Linked DNA regions of Homo sapiens: region 2 is linked to region 1. Evidence: chromatin loops called from intact Hi-C (ENCODE). Cell type or tissue: PC-9. All regions are shown on one strand.

Region 1 (8,000 bases):
CTCTATCAGTTTTGAGATTCCACGTATTTTCTCGGACTATAAGGCCTATGTACACTTTTGAGGCTATTTAGAGAACTGGCAACAAGTTCTTTCCATGAAGTGTGCAAGAAGAAATTGGTGAACAGAAGTTGTAACTAAAGATTTGGGGCAGGAAGAAAAAGAAACATTTAGCCTTGGAAGTACACATCAAATTATTCAGGATGCAAATACAGCTTAATGGTAGTATCCAAGGCAACTCTGGAGCAAGACTTCATAATTGCTGAATTCAACCAGGGTTCAATGAGGAGTTAAACACCAACCTATCCAAGTAAAAAAAAAAAATGGGGTAGCCAACCAGATAATCTCCCTCAACTCCACACTCACCCATGCATCATTCAGTTTCATCTTAGTCTCAGGGAGTCCCTGCCTCCTCCCATCTCTGCCCTGTAACACGCACACACATGCACTATCATTTTTTTTGCATATTACAGTCAATCAATAAATCTACTGTATTTAGAATTACAGGGTTGTAAAGCTAGAAGAGATCTTGGGTATCATCTTAGTCAAACTCTCCCATTTTACAAATGATGGAACTGAGGCGCAAAAATCATTAGTGACCTGCTCAGAGTCAAATTTGAACTACTCAGTTGTAGACCTCAGAGGAGAACTTAAGGTACCATACTCCAGTGTTCTTTTCAGTCTACTGTATTGCATTGTTAATTCAAGAACACAATGAACACCCAGCGTGAGCACATGATGAGAGCCTGTGTCTACAAAAAATACAAAAATTAGCCAGATATAGTGGTTCACACCTGTAGTCCCAGCTACTTGAGAGGCTGAGGTGGGAAGATCACTTGAGCACGGGAAGTCGAGGCTGCTGTGAGCCATGATCACACCACTGTACTCTAGTCTGGGCAACAAAGCAAGACCCTGTCTCAAAAAAAAGGAAGAAAAAAGAATACAATGAACAGGTTTTCTTTTGAAGTGACGGAAATGTTTTGGATCTAAATGTGTTAGTTGCGCAACAATATAAATGTACTAAATGCCACCAAATTGTATACTTTAAAATGGTTCAATTTACGTTCCGTGAATGTTCATGCTGATAGAAAAAATCATTACAAAAAGAATATGATGAGAATTAATTATGTCAGAACCCATTATTAATTGTACACAAATAAGTCCACCTGAACAGCATTAACCCCTAAGGCCAACGTTACTAATTCAGTCCCCCAAAATCATGGTGGTCTGCTGCACGACACTGGGTAAATAAGGCTCAATGTGTTGGCTTTCATCTCTTCATTTTAAGCCCAGCACTGTTGTTTCCACGGTACTGTAATGTCAGGGAATTATATTTAAGCCATTCTTAACTCCTCCAGCCCACATTGATCTTTCCCTTCTCTGAAACTCCAGCACTTATAACCTAAACTAGATGATTTAGAACTTAATTACGTTCTATCTTGTGCAGTTCTTTAATTGTTTGATGTAGGATAATCTTGTCTTACGATAAGACTGTAAGAACTTTGAAGTTAGAGACTCTTGTGTTAAATTTATTTATTAATGCATTCATTCATGAATACATCTAAAACCACTTTTCACCACCTATTGTGTGCCAGGTGCTTAGAGAACAAGACACATCACCCAACAACAAGGAGCTTGGTGTCTGTGAAATCTCCTCTGTGCCTGGCATGATGAAGGAGCATGGTACTTCAGCATCCAGCCTTAAAACTGAAAGACTTTGTCTCACTACAGATTCTCTTTTCTTGGGTTCCCTATTTCAGGTCTCAGTGAGAACATCAACTTTCCTTCTCAATCGCTTTTCCATGGCCCTTCTTTTCTTCATTCCCTCTGATGCTCCCTGGTGGGAGCTTTGCAGGAGCTTTCAGACAGATCTCCCTGCTTGTCCACCCACTGCTAACTCCACCTCCCTATTGCAACAAGAAAGATCTTTCTCAAACTGTGCTGTGAGTCTATCACTCCCTTATTATAAAACTTCCCACTGGTTTCTCTGTGTGCTTAAGAGAGATGAAGCCCAACCCTCTGTCAGGCTTGCAACACCCTTTGTTTTTGCACCCTTCTGATTTATCCAGCCTCATCTTTCCCTGTTTCCCCCATCATCCATCATCCAAGCTCCAGCCATCCTAAACTTTCTGCAGTTCCTCATCCTATGCCCAGCCTCTGATCCTTTGCACATGTTCTTCCTTCTTCCTGCAGCGCCTTCCTTTCTCCCCTATCTCCTCTGCCTGCTAACTAACTCCAGCTCATTTTATTGGTTTTAGCTTGGACATCACTTCTTGCTCACTGGCCTCTCTCAGGAGCTCGGAAGTCCTTCTGCATTTTCAGCTTCCCATGCCAACACCTTTATCATACTGCATTAGAATGTTCTGTTTCCTTGTCCATATCTCCTTTCATCTTCTATACCAATTGTTCCATGAGGGCAAGGACTAGGTCAGCTCGTTTATGGCTGTCATCCCACAGTCTAGCATATAATAGATGCCCAGTGAACATCTGTTGAAGTAACTGAATTTGATTATATTGAAGATATGATTGCACTAAAGAAAAAAGATACTAATTGTGTCAGAAGCATTTTGAACCAGTGTGACTCCATCTTGTATAGGGGCTGGGTGAAATAAGGCTGAGACCTACTGGACTGCATTCCCAGGAGATTAGGCATTCTAAGTCACAGGATAAGATAGGAGGTTGGCAGTGAGGGTGACCAGAGGTCACTTTCATCACCATCTTGGTTTTGGTGGGCTTTGGCCAGCATCTTTACCACATCCTGTTTTATTAGCAGGGTCTTTGTGACCTGTATTTTGTGCCAGCTCAGACTGCAGTGAAACTGCTGATTTTCCCTTACACGGTTGCCTGGTGGGTTGCAAGTGAGAAATCCAAGATCAGGCTCCAGGAGGGTGTGGTGGAAACCACAGAAAAAGCCTGGAGCCTTTGCACAGGCCAGGGAAGAGTGAGGAGGGGAAGGCACTGAGATTGGGGTGGAGTACCCAAGGAAAAGTCAAAGGTCAAAGTCCTCTCTTTCACTCTGTGATATCTAGTCCTGATCACTCACAGAAGTCTATTGAACTCAGTGACACTTTGTGCAGTGTCTGCCCTGCCCTCAGGTAATCATGGGAAAACCCCCAAATTCCCTCTCAGGTTTGGTATTTTATGGAATGCTAAATACCAAGGCTGAAGATTTTCGCATAGGATTGTAGGCAGGATAAAATTCTGAACTCAGGGTTCAGGACTCCCCTCATAGTACAGACCCTGGGGCAAAAGAATGTCACAGGACTCGCTCTTGGCACAAAGAAGGTTGATTTTCTTCATCATGAGAAGCTACACTTTGCCCAGTGCGGAGGAAAGGCTTGCAGACACTCCCTCGGCGCCTGCTGGTCCTGGCTAGGAGGAAGATGAGTCATTGTGCATTTTTCCCTGAGCTGGAGGCGGAGCTGACTGAGCAGTCCCAGCTCCCGCACAGCTTTCAGAAGGGGGACCTGCACACATCCTGCCAGCTTAGCCCCTTAATCACCTAAGGGATGTCTTAAGGTCTAGCTTGTTAATGCCCGCTCTTTCCTATTCCAAATTATTGCCTACCTCTGTTTTCTTGGTTTTGGTCCTGCAAAGTCAGGGGTTTGTCACCAAGGGACTGTCAGCAGGGAGTGTGGCCTCAGTGAGTTGCAGATTCACTTAGGGATGTCCCCAGCCCTCAGAAGTGAGATAAAGAGCAGCCCTAAGCGCTTCTCCTGCCGCTTCTCCACCTCCCCGACTAGTAAATTGCTCAGAGGAGAGATCAATGGGTCCGAGAGAAATTTCATTTCTCTTCCTCCCTCCGTGGGGTGTCTTTGCTGCCGCATCCTCCCGGCTGTAAATGCAATTCAGGAACTGGCTACAGTGAGCGGTGGGTGTGAGAGAAGGAACTCTCAGCATGAGCCAGAAGGGGTTTTCTTTTACCTTTGTCAGCATTGCACCTAATGATACCACGATGTGCCATTTTACATCACGGCATGTCAGAAATCAATGGGCCACCTGGGCGGTTGGCAGGTGGGGAGACAGAAACAGAGACCGCATCTTGGCAAGCTGGGGGAAAATGAAAGCTTGACTCGGCTGTGCCAGGGGCCAGGCCTTTTTGCTTTAAATCTCTCTTATCGTAGCCCCACAACACAGGAAGAAATGCTTATCTGCTTAATGCTTGCTTTCCCCCACCAAGTGGTAAACTGCAAGAGGATAGAGACTGTAAATAAATGAATGAATGAAAGAGATAGCAATGGGGAGAGATGTAGGACATGAGGGTCCAGTTCATTTCATGTCGTGTAAACAGAAATAATTATTTTAATTTTCAATATACTTACATGGCAACTAAACTTCTTACCATAAAAAATAAAGTGATATCTGTACAAAACATAAACCATTAAGTCCATGAATAATTCAGTCTGTCTTGGGATGATTTGTCTGTGCATTGGAAATTTGGATTAACTGCCTTCATGCCCAAACTGACTGCAATGGCTTTGTATTTTGATCTCATATACATGTTGCTTCTGGGTTAAGTAGATACATCTTGGATAGGACTGTTCATTCTCAGAAATAAACTCCTGATCTCAATCATTTAGAGAAAAACGCTTGGAGACGGTTCAGTCCTGCTCAAGAGTAGCCCTGCCACATCAAACTTCCAGGAATGCCAAGTGGGTCGGTATAAAGATTTGATCCTGTTGCGAATTGGAGCTGGTCCTGTACAAACAGTATGGCTAACTACTGCACAAGCCCACCAGACCACCACTGGTCTCCAAATCTCAGCTTTTCTCGGGCTCCTGCACACTCACCACACCATCTGCTCTTTCCTTCTGAGTTGAGTCACCTGCTGACCCGATGCATGGAGATTGGACCAAGTTCCCATGAATTATTTTCACCACGTGGTGAAAATATTTTCAGGAATGGGCACAACACTTTTTTGTGATTGTTCAGCTTCTTTGCACAGGGCATTTTGACAGATTTGTGGTTCTTTTTTTATCTGCTATATTTCTGCTCAAGAAAGAAACATTAAAACTGTCACATGGCCACTGAGTAGCAAAGAGCCCTCGTAGACTCCTTTTCTTCCTATCCAATCTTGCACCCTCACCCTCCTGCCAACCCCTTCCTGCCTCACCTCTCCTGGGGATGAACAATGGCATGGCCCTTGCAGAGGTGGTCAGGCACCCTTAGGGGGTTACCCAAATGAATCCCAAAGGTTCTACTTGCCCCATGTGCCAGCCATGGAGCCTGGACTCTTATTTTGAGATTCATTCCTCCATCACTGGTAGAGTTCAGGGTCTCTAGCATGGTTCTGTTATATCTTCCAGGGAACAGCTCAGCCACTTGCCTTCCAAAGTGACAGCCCATGGAGGAATGGGCATGAACTTTAGGGAGAATGGGTAATAAGAAAGAGGCTTGCCAGGAAGACCAGGGCTGTGGGCAGTGGTGGGGGGGCAGCTGGAAAAGAAAGAAGGCAACAGGTACTACAAGGAAGAATGGAAGAGTAGCCACAAGAGTGCCTTCCTCCTTCAGAGAGGACCACAGCATGCCTGGGGACAGGTCGCCTGAGCCCCAGGCGGTGGCCCAGCAGTTGACACTCCCTGGATCAGCTGGAAGAGTTCAAGTTCAAGGTTGTTATACAAACAAGCAGCTCCTGCTGCCTAGACTATCCCGCCTCCCATCAGTACTGCTCCTGAGCTCACCCCAGGATGACACAGACACACCTTTTAGATGCCACGTGTCACACCACTTCCTGTTTGGCTCAAGTTCCCTCCTTTATCCTCTTTGCCCTGAGATTTATTATTGTGCAGCGATCGCGTTGAATTGCATTCAAAATCAATTAGCACAGGTACTCAAAGATGAATGCTTAGGCTCTGAAGAAAGGTGATGAAAACATACCATTTAAATAGAAATCAATTTTCCTTTCATGTATTTCTTCCTTGCTGCTGCCCAAAATTAATAGTTTTTGGACATTTTTGTGTAAAGGGAAGACGTCTTTCACATAAACCATTTCCGCACTACCTCCTCTTGCCTCCCTTGGCTTCCACTGTAAGGCATATTCCCAGCTGGTAATATTACTGCATTAACTGTCTCCACGGTGATATTTAATGCAATGGTCATTTGAATAAGCTCAGCAGCACAAGGTGCTGGGTCAGCCTGGGAAAAAGGCCTTTGGACTTCTTGCATTGTGTCAACAGCAGGTAGATGGTTTGGGAGGCAGTCACTCCATTCCCACAACATCCAACATCAGGGCGGCTGACAACAATGTCCCCATGACATGCTCAGCCCTCTCTCTGCCTTCATCTTCATCAGAAATTCTGAGTGGAAAAATTAGATTCTCCATGAAGAGAGGCTGACAAAAAAGAGAAGTGAAGAAACTGTCACTCAGGGGAATCAGAACCTTTTTCAAATGTGGATATCAGAGCTGCTACAAATGGAGAAAGAGAGATAGAGAAGGAACTCTAGCAGTAAGGGTGAAGAAATGGTTAAGTTTGTGATAAATTAGCCCAGGAAGCCCTTCTCCAATTCCTCTTTGCTTCTTTCCTACTACTTCTCTCCTCCCCAGGAGCTAAGGCACTTACTGCATTCCAAGCATTCTGCCAAGTAGTTTGTGTATTTGGCCTCTCTTAAACTTCTCACCAACCAGGTGAGGAAGGGGCTGTGATAACACCTATTTTATAAATGAGGAAACTGAGGCACAGCGAGACAAAGTGACTTCGTTCAAGGTTATAATGGTTAATTTTATGTAACAATTTGACTAGGCCATGGGGTGCCTGGTTATTTGGTCAAGCATTAGTCTGGGTGTTTCTGGATAAGACTAACATTTGAATCTGTGGAGTGAGTAAATCAGATTGCGCTCCTGAATGGGGGTAATCCTCACCCAATCCTTTGAAAGCCTGAGTAGAATGAAATGCTAAGCAAGAGAGAATTTTTTCTCTACCTGACTGTCTTTGAGCACAGACCGAAGCACACTCTTCTGATTTCAGAGTCTGGCTGGGACTTGTAGCATCAGGTCGTCTCCTGGTTCTCGGATCTTGGAACTGCTCAGCCTCCATACTTGAGTCAATTCCTTGTAATAAAAATATATACTGGTTCTGTTTCTCTGGAGAATCCCAACTACCAGGAAAGTCATACAATTTGGACCCAGAAAATCTGATTCTGGATGGGTTCTCTAAAATGCCTGTTCTCTGCCTTTTGTTAAAGGCACAGACTTTGGAATTGTTATAGAATCCTACGGGGATTTGTTGAGGGGGTGGGGGGACATTTCCATGTTATCTCTAAGAAGCCCTAGGTCTTGGAACATGCTTAGAAAACCTCTCAGCATTCTGAGCTTCAGGGGAAGTTTTGTCCATACAAACTGTCAGGACAGGGATAAGACTACTGTGGGACGGGGGGAAGGGCCACAGCCAGTGGACACTTAAAATTGGCCTCTGGTGCCCACATGTAAGGCTGACATGGCCTCCATCCCTTTGGGGAGTACAGAGGAAATACTAGAATTTTCAGGCAGAAACCTGACATCCCTCTAGGGGAGCATCTGGATCCCTGGGACTGTCACCTTCTAGGGGAGCATCTGGATCCCTGGGAGTGTCACCTTCTAGGGGAGCATCTGGGCCCCTGGGAGTGTCACCAGCACTGCCTTCCTGGTGGTCACCCTCACAGACCAGAGACACAGCTCATAATCACCCTCAGCTCTTTGCCTTCAGTTGTAGACAAATCACAGCCTGGCTGAGGAAGAAAGAGCTGCCCGATCAGGGCACTTCAGTTTCTGGAGTCTGGTGAGGTATCCGACCAATATTCACCCAGTTAAATTTCCCTGGGGCTGAGGAGGTTGGATGTACCCTGTTATCTTCCCTTACTGTTTTAGAATCCAGTGTGGGAAGGAATCCATTACCAGGGAGGTCTGAATGTTCACTCTTCACTGAGCTTCAATTTATATTTTTTCTTTTGAAAAAGGAAAGGGCTTTCTTCAGTTGTTGTAGGCATGTTTCTATGCTAGAGCTTTAAATTGCGCTTCCTTAGTTCTG
Region 2 (8,000 bases), 120 kb after region 1:
CTTGTCTCAGATGTGTGTTCTTGGCCTCACTACCTGTTTGCCAAACTCCTTTCACCTGGATCTAGGGCTCAGGTTTTAAACTTGGCAATGTCAGCCACAGGCCCTACTCCTTCGTTCATTCATTCATTCATTCACTCACTCAGAGAACTTTTATGAAATTCATTATGTGCCAAGCATTATGGTGGGCACTAGGAATAGAGAGAAAAGCAAGTCAAGAATTTTACCCCTAAATAGCATCTTAAGCTCATTTGTAACCTCGTCAGGTACAGTGTGTTTTATCCATGATTTCCTCCACGGAAATGTTTCTTTGTGGTTACCTTAGGGCAATTGCTATGGAACTTTTGCCTGAGGTTCTTGAAAACTCCCTGAGAGACAAGAGTTTGAGCTGGAATGGACACCACAGTTCCTGGCTCAGGAAGCTCATGTTGAGCTGGGAAGGCAATAGTGATACACAAGCATCAATTACAGCACCAGGAAAGCTGGATAATTCAATCCAATTAGGAACTAACTTATTGGGTGAGGCCCTGCTCCAGAAAGAGAGTCAAGAAGCTTCCAGTCCTCAGGTGGATTTCTAAGCAAATCTCCATCTTTCTAAAAGACTGCATTCAGCAATCTCTGAAGCTCAAATACGATTATAAAACTCCCACTTTGGAGTCATGGCTATTGGAAGTAGATTTCAAAGACTGGAGGTTTAGGCAAAACCCCAGCAGCCTAATACACATGAGTTTGCAGTTTTACAATGTGGTCAATATTCCATTTTTCTAGCTCCCTTGCCTTGTCCCACAGCTGTCTGTGGTTCTATTTCAGCATCCACCACAGCCTGTCTGGTGGAATTGTTACTTGTGTACCTTTCTCCCACCTGGCTGACCTGTGCAATCCTTGACAGCAAGGAGGGACAGAAGTTCTGCTCTGTAGAAACAACTCTAGAAAACACTGACATAGTGCTTACCTTGCATATATTTATCCTATCCTCATGACAGTCCATGGTATTATTATAGTATACCCATTTCAAAGTTGAGAAAACTGAGTCACCAAAAGTTTAAATAACTTGGCTGTGGCATTTGCATAGGGGCAGAGCTAGGATTTCAAACAGGCAACTGGATTTTGAAGTTCTTGCTCTTAACCATGGTGCTATCATATTTATCTTTAGGCACTCAATACAAGTGTGTGGGATTAAATGAAAGTTAACAGAGGAGATCCCTATAGCAAATACTCATAGCAGAAGTTCACGATCCTCCCTTCTGCTGACTGTTCACTAGGTTCTAAATGCCAGAAAGAGAGGCAGTTCAGGAATAGGAAATTGGAGGTGAGGTTCCAGGAAAAGGAGAGAGAAGTCTCTTTAATTGAACTCTTTCCTGAGGTCTTTTTGATGCCTGTTGCGGAAAGTCATGACACTGGAAGCCCACCAGGTCTAATATTTTTATATTGTCTGCAAAACTCTGACCTTGTGCAGGGCCATCAATTTTCTATAATGCAGTGCAATGTTTTAAAATCATAGTCACAGGATCTTTGACATTCCCTCCAGGAGAAGTGGAGTCTCTGTGCACTCTCTTTGAATCTGTAGTTGGAAGAGGAGCCTAATGACTTCTTTGACCTAAGGATTGGGGTGGAAATGACACTATGTGACTTCTGAGGCTCAACCATAAAGCCATACAGCTTCCACCTTCGTGGCTAGGAACACGTGTTCTTGGAACCCTCCACCTCCATGCAAGAAGTTTCACTGTGCTGAGACCACCATGCTGGAGAGGCCACATGTCAACGCTATGATCAACAACCCCAGCTAAGCCCATCTTTCAGCTGGCCAGAGGCCACCCTGTAAATGGATATGCCAGCCCTGGCTCTTTCAGCCCCGGCTCTTTCAGCCCCAGCTCCAGCCATTTGAATCAAGCCAGAAGAGCCATCCATACAGCTTCCTGTCCCACGGAGCCGGTGAGCATCATAAATGCTGTTGTTTTATGCTCTTAAGGTTGGGGGTGGCTGGTTATGCCATCAATAACCAGAATATTTGGGAGCAGCCTTACACATTTGGTAGGATTGGATGAGAAAACACGGAAACAAATTTAATTTGGGGCCTGACTGTATTGCAATTTTTTCAAAGATTGTCTTGACCCAGTTTGAGACCCGGTTAGAGGCAGGTCCATTCTTCTTCCTGAAACTGATTACGTCCACACCCCCAACCACCTCCCTGATGGGGCTCTCACACTCAGGGTCACTCTTCCTCTGTTCTGATCACCCCAGGGCCAGGTACCAGAAAACAAGGGACAGCCTCAACTCCCTACAGTCCACTGAAATTATTCAAACTAGTCAATCCTAAACTGGCTGCCCCCCCGTTTCCTTCCGGTAGAAACTACTTGCCCTCCACTTCCCGAGCAACCTTCGGTGCTAGGCTGTGTTCTCCCCAGGAAGCTGTGAGTAACAACACTGAAAACTCTTCCTGGTTCCCCCTTTCCATCTGCACTGGCCTCACCACACTCCACCCAAGGGAATGTGGTTTAAACAGTGACATCGAGTGTGTCATTCATCTGGGTCACCTTCTTCACCTTTGCCCCTTCCTTTCATGTCCTAATTTTTTATCATTAAGAAGCAGCACATTTCTGAAAAGGCAAACATAATCAACCTGGCTGCAAGACAGACTAGGAGAAGAGTGAAGGTGTGTTGGTTTGCGGACTTTGGGAAGCACAGTGATGGGGCAGGGGCAGGCAGGGAGACCACAAGCAGATGATCTGTGGGTCCCTAATGGACCAGTGGCCCTGTCCTGCATGCTGTGGTGAGGGATAAACCATCCATAAAACTGTTTCCTTGGCCAGGTGCAGTGGCTCACACCTGTAATCCCAGCACTTTGGGAGGCTGAGGTGGGTGGATCACTTGAGGTCAGGAGTTTGAGACCAGCCTGGCCAACATGGTGAAACCCCATCTCTACTAAAAATACAAAAATTAGCCAGGCATGGTGGTGCATGCCTGTAATCCCAGCTACTCGGGGGCCTGAGGAAGAAGAATCGCTTCAACTTGGGAGGCGGAGATTACAGTGAGCCAAGATCACGCCACTGCACTCCAACCTGGGCAACAGAGACAGACTCCATCTCAAAATGAACAAACAAACAAAAACTTTTCCTTGACATCGTGAGTGTTATCCAATGCTCTAGTCGTTTACCGTATGGACTAGCATCTTGCCTCTGTGCATACTCACAAAATTACATAACACATGCACCCGGTTCAGTAAACATCCTGTGATTAAAACCTGGAAGTCTGATATTGCAGAGCCACCTGCAGACATGCTTCTCAAACTCCAGTGCACTCTGAGTTCCCCAGGGATCTCACTGAAGTGCAGATTCAGAGTCAGCAGCTCTGGGGCGGATCTGATGAGATTCTGCACAGCACCCAAGCTCCCAGGTGATGCCAGGGCTGCTGGTCCAAGACCACACTTTGAAGAGTGAGGACTTGCCAACCTTCAAGACCCAGTGCATCAGAACCCAGGATCCTGGGAAGTCTTTTGGGTCTATTCCCCGTGAGCAGGGTGGTTCCAGCTCTGAGGAAAACTTTCCATCACCCCAGAGAGTCCTGTGGCCACTTGAACGTGAACGGGTCTGACCAGCTCCTTTTCTCCCTGTCCTCCACCCCAACAAAATAAGATGATGGAGACCTTGAGTGCTAGGCCCTGCTTCTTTTTTCTTTTCTTTTCTTTTTTTTTTGTTTTTTGTTTTTTGTTGTGTTTTGTTTTTTGTTTTTTGAGACAGAGTTTCACTCTGTCGCCCAGGCTGGAATGCAGTGGTGCAATCTCGACTCATTGCAACCTCTGCCTCCCGGATTCAAGAGATTCTCCTGCCTCACCCTCCTGAGTAGCTGGGACTAGAGGCACCTGCCACCATGCCTGGCTAATTTTTGTATTTTTCGTAGAGACGGGGTTTCACCAGGATGGTCTTTAGTAGAGTGGGGCTGGCCAGGCTGGTCTTGAACTCCTGACCCCAGGTGATCCCCCTGCTTCAGCCTCCCAAAGTGCTGGGATTACAGGTGTGAGCCACCACGTCCAGCCTAGGCCCTGTTTCTATGCGACCCTGCCACAGGGATATAGGGCCCCAACTTCTTCCCTTGTGCCCATCTAATGCTTCCTTTCCAGCCTGTCTCCTCAGCTTTCTCCCCCCGCGCCCCCAGCCCTGTGGTCTCCCTGACTGATTGGTTCACACACCCAGCCCCACCCTCACCACTAACACACCCAGTCCGGGAAGTGTGAATATTTCTAGACTGATGTCATTATCTCCCGAGAAGTTCATTCCCTGGAGGCTTCTACCTTCACCAGGGAAACGTTTAGTGAGGAGGCAGCTGAGGAAAGAAGGCATCTTTGCTTTTTAAAATCCAAGTAAAGAAAATGTTAGAAATGTATAAAGAATGCAAGTGAAGGACGAAGTGGCAAGGACTCCAAATCCCCCACAAAATGTCTGCATTTCTTTATTCCCTGAGACTCCTGGAAGTCATTTTCCATTTTTTACAGAGTTTAGAGCTAGTTATTATTATGCAAATCTGAGGTGTGCCAATTCGCCTCCACCCCACTGCCTGTGATGCTTGGTAGATTTGGAACACGGGATACAGAAAAGAATGTGTCTGGACTCTAAGAGAAGGATTGTCAGGTAGCTGTTAGTGTTTAAGGCAGGGGTCCCCAGCTATCCTCGTAGAATTATGATCACCCAATGGGTTCTTTTTGCCTGCTGTACAGATAAGCCCAATTCACTGAGACAGTATTAGTACAGTAGAGAAAGAGTTTAATTATTGCAAGGCAACTGACAGGAAGGATAGGAGTTATTACCCTAATCTATCTCCCCCAAAATTTGAAGTCTAGGGTTTTTTAAAGGACAATTTAGTAGGCAAGGAGCTAGGGAATGGGGAATGCTGATTGGTTGGGTTAGGAATGAAATCATCGGGAGTCAAATTGGCTTCTTGCTGTCTTCAGTTCCTGGATAGAATCACAAAACTAATTAAGCCAGTTTATCAGACTGTGTGATACCAGCAGGTCCATCAGAATGCAGGGTCTTAAAAATACCTTGAACACCAGTCTTAGGTTTTACAATAGTAATGTTATCGATAGGAGCCATTGGGGAGGTTAGAAATCTTGCAGCTTCTGTCTGCATGACTCCTGAGCCGTAATTTTAACCTAGTGACTAATTTGTTAATTTTACAAAGGTAATCTCAGTCCCCAAGCAAGGAGGGGGTAGTGTGGGAAAGGGTTATTATCATCTCTGCTTTAAGGTTAAACTATAAACTAAATTCCTCTTAATGTTAGCTTGGCTTATGCCCAGGAATGAACAAGGACAGCTGAGAGGATAGAAGCAAGATGGAGTCAGCTATGTCAGATTTCTCTTACTGTCCTCATTTTTCTATGTTAGATTTTCTTATTATGATAACTTTTGCCAAGATAGTTTCAGAATTGAGGGGCTAATGCCAACAAATATGAAATTCTCCTGGTTCACCGAGAAGGCTGTGGCTAAGAGGGCTTGGAAAAATGATTTAAAGAAGCATCTTCAGATAAACCCTGTTGAATTTACTCCATCCCACGTCCAATGAGCACTTTCTACAAGCTTTCTGATTCTCTCCCCTAGGAGATGGTCAATGCCTCAGGTGGCTGGATTTGATCTTGCGTTTCTGAAATTGTCCTCACAGGTTTAATAAGAATTACATGCCAGGTTCTGAAATATAGTTATAATTAAGCATTAATCAGGCCACATTTTGTGGCCCACTTCCTTGTAACCAAAAGTCACATCGCACTAAGGACTGACCATTTGCATCCGTATTGTTTCTATAGGTAGGATGAATTGCTTAAGATGTTCTTCAGAACCTGAATTCCCTGGAAAGGCTGATGCCAACCAGTTTGAAGACCCCAACAGAGGGACTGAATCAGCTTGAGAATGTAGTTTCTTTGTCACCCTGACCCATGATTTCACCCTGCATTCTTTGACCAATTCACAATTCTCACACCTTAGCCCATTTCAAAACCCTTAAAGTACCTAGCCCCAAACTCCTCAGGGAGGCAAATTTGAGGTTTCCTCTCATTAACCTACTATTAAAACACTTTTGTTGTTGTTGTTCAGAGTCTCGCTCTGTCACCCAGGCTAGAGTGCAGTGGCATGATCTTTGCCCAGTGCAACCTTTGCCTCCTGGGTTCAAGTGATTCTCCTGCCTTAGTCTCCCAAGTAGCTGGGACTACAGGTGCACACCACTACACCTGGCTAATTTTTTTCGTATTTTTAGTAGAGAAAGGGCTTTGCCATGTTCCCCAGGTTGGTCTCGAACTCCTGACCTCAATAATCTGCCTTCCTCGCCTCCCGAAGTGCCAGATTACAGGTGTGAGCCACCGCGCCCATCCTAAAACACTTTCTCTGCTGCAACCCTCGGTGTCAGTGTATTGACTTGCTATGCAACAGGCAATGTCCTATTATGGCCACATTTCCTATACTCCCTGCTGCAGTGGTTCTCAAACGTGGTCATAAGGCAGAGCTCCTGGTGTCAAAGTTTAATTGTAAGTAAAAACTTTTAAAAATTAATTCAGATACCCTAATCATCTAATCTCAAATTGCCACCCTACCATAATCACATTGCCCTATTTCAATTCTCCACAAAGAGCTTCACTGGCAGATATTTTTCGTGTTCATGTATGTGTGCATTTATTGTCTGCTTCACAGGCACACAGATTCTCTTTTTTATGTAACTCAGTTTTCTCTTCTTTGTCTTCGCTGCAACACAATCTCCACCCCTCCTCGCCAGCCCCCCAAGGCAGAGCTGTTGGAACCACATATTGCTTTGCCACTAATTACTCTAATTACTTTGCACTTCATTTGCATATGAATTTCCTGTAGGATCATTATCGTAAGGTTACAGCATCATTTCCTGGGCAATCCAGGTGGCCTTTGGCCAACGGGCCTTAACTCTACTTGGTCAAACTCTAATAGCGTTCTTAGTTCTCCCTAATCCTCCAACTGGAAGGGCACAAAACATTCTAGAGTTCATCGTTTCCCATCTATGCCTGTGTCAGCCTGCATCAAGCCACATGTTCTTTCCTAAAGCCACTGCCTCAACTCACTTTAGTTTTACTAATTCGCCATGATATTTTCCTTCTTCCAGTGCAATGGATTCCACTTCCAAGCAATACTGCCCACTCAACAACATGCAGCACTGGGGAAAGCGGGATAGTGACTTGAACTCTGAAGTTGGAAACAGACAAAAGAAAAGAAAGAGGAAGAGAGTAAAATAGATTGACTATGAATTATTTCCCGGTTCCCCTAAGGCTCTTTCAGTTGTGACAGGAAGTGACTCAAACTGGCTTAAGCATGTGGAGAGGAGGTCATTATAAGTGTGCCTCATGGAACCCAACCAAGAGCGAAAAGGACCCTAATCCTCCCCCTGAGGGCTAGGACGCAGTACACAAACACCATCCTCATGCCTCATTTACTCCTCTCTCTGTTTCTCTCTTCCCAGGTTTCTCTGCTTCCCTACACAGATCGAGCAGCTAAGCAGCTCCACAACCTTTAGCATTGCACATGTGCACAGCACAGAGGCTAAACAGAGACTCCTGAGCCCCAGTTCTAAATATCTGGGGAAAGTAACTTTACAGTCCTGTTTTCCACCAGCCGTGGCAAGGCAAGCAGTCCCCGGGAGGTGGAGTGAGGCTGGCCAGATCTCAAAAGCCCTGATGCACTTGTCCTGAATCAAAGGCACAGATAGGTGCTCTCAGCTTCCCCTCTCCTCACATCTCTATTACCACCACTTCCTTCCCTGTCTTTCATTTTCTGTTTATTTCGTTCAGTCTCTTGTTTCCATCCTCCTAAATAACAGGGCGGAAGGTTATTTAGAAAACAGTTGACCTCATGCAGTGCAGCCTCACTGCTTGGCGACTTTCTGTATTGAAGCATACACATTTGGTGCTTACGGTTTCATCTGTAAAAATGCCAGTAGGACCTAGGCTGGCTGTGACAGGAAGCCACACCTCCCCCTTCCTCTACTTCTTTGCTCTTGTA

The links. Peaks named below come from ENCODE experiments on the same cell type or tissue, not always from the same donor. Only the 100,000 strongest peaks of a DNase experiment are listed, where the experiment ranks them.
Region 2: it touches region 1 in a loop (19-fold over the local background); 2 of 110 quality-filtered maps call a loop at or near these places.

What each region holds. Positions count from the first base shown.
Region 1 is chr18:57,205,878-57,213,877 of GRCh38, reverse strand. No RefSeq gene overlaps it. Among named protein-coding and RNA genes, the nearest start is that of LINC02565, 39 kb to the right of the region's middle. RefSeq lists enhancers at 3,802-3,911, 2,840-4,039. In PC-9, no CTCF peak of the experiment used is centred here; DNase peaks (open chromatin) are centred at 2,297, 2,657 and 3,277; H3K4me3 peaks cover 468 bases; H3K27ac peaks cover 3,306 bases.
Region 2 is chr18:57,084,379-57,092,378 of GRCh38, reverse strand. No RefSeq gene overlaps it. Among named protein-coding and RNA genes, the nearest start is that of LINC-ROR, 16 kb to the right of the region's middle. In PC-9, no CTCF peak of the experiment used is centred here; a DNase peak (open chromatin) is centred at 4,228; H3K27ac peaks cover 1,144 bases.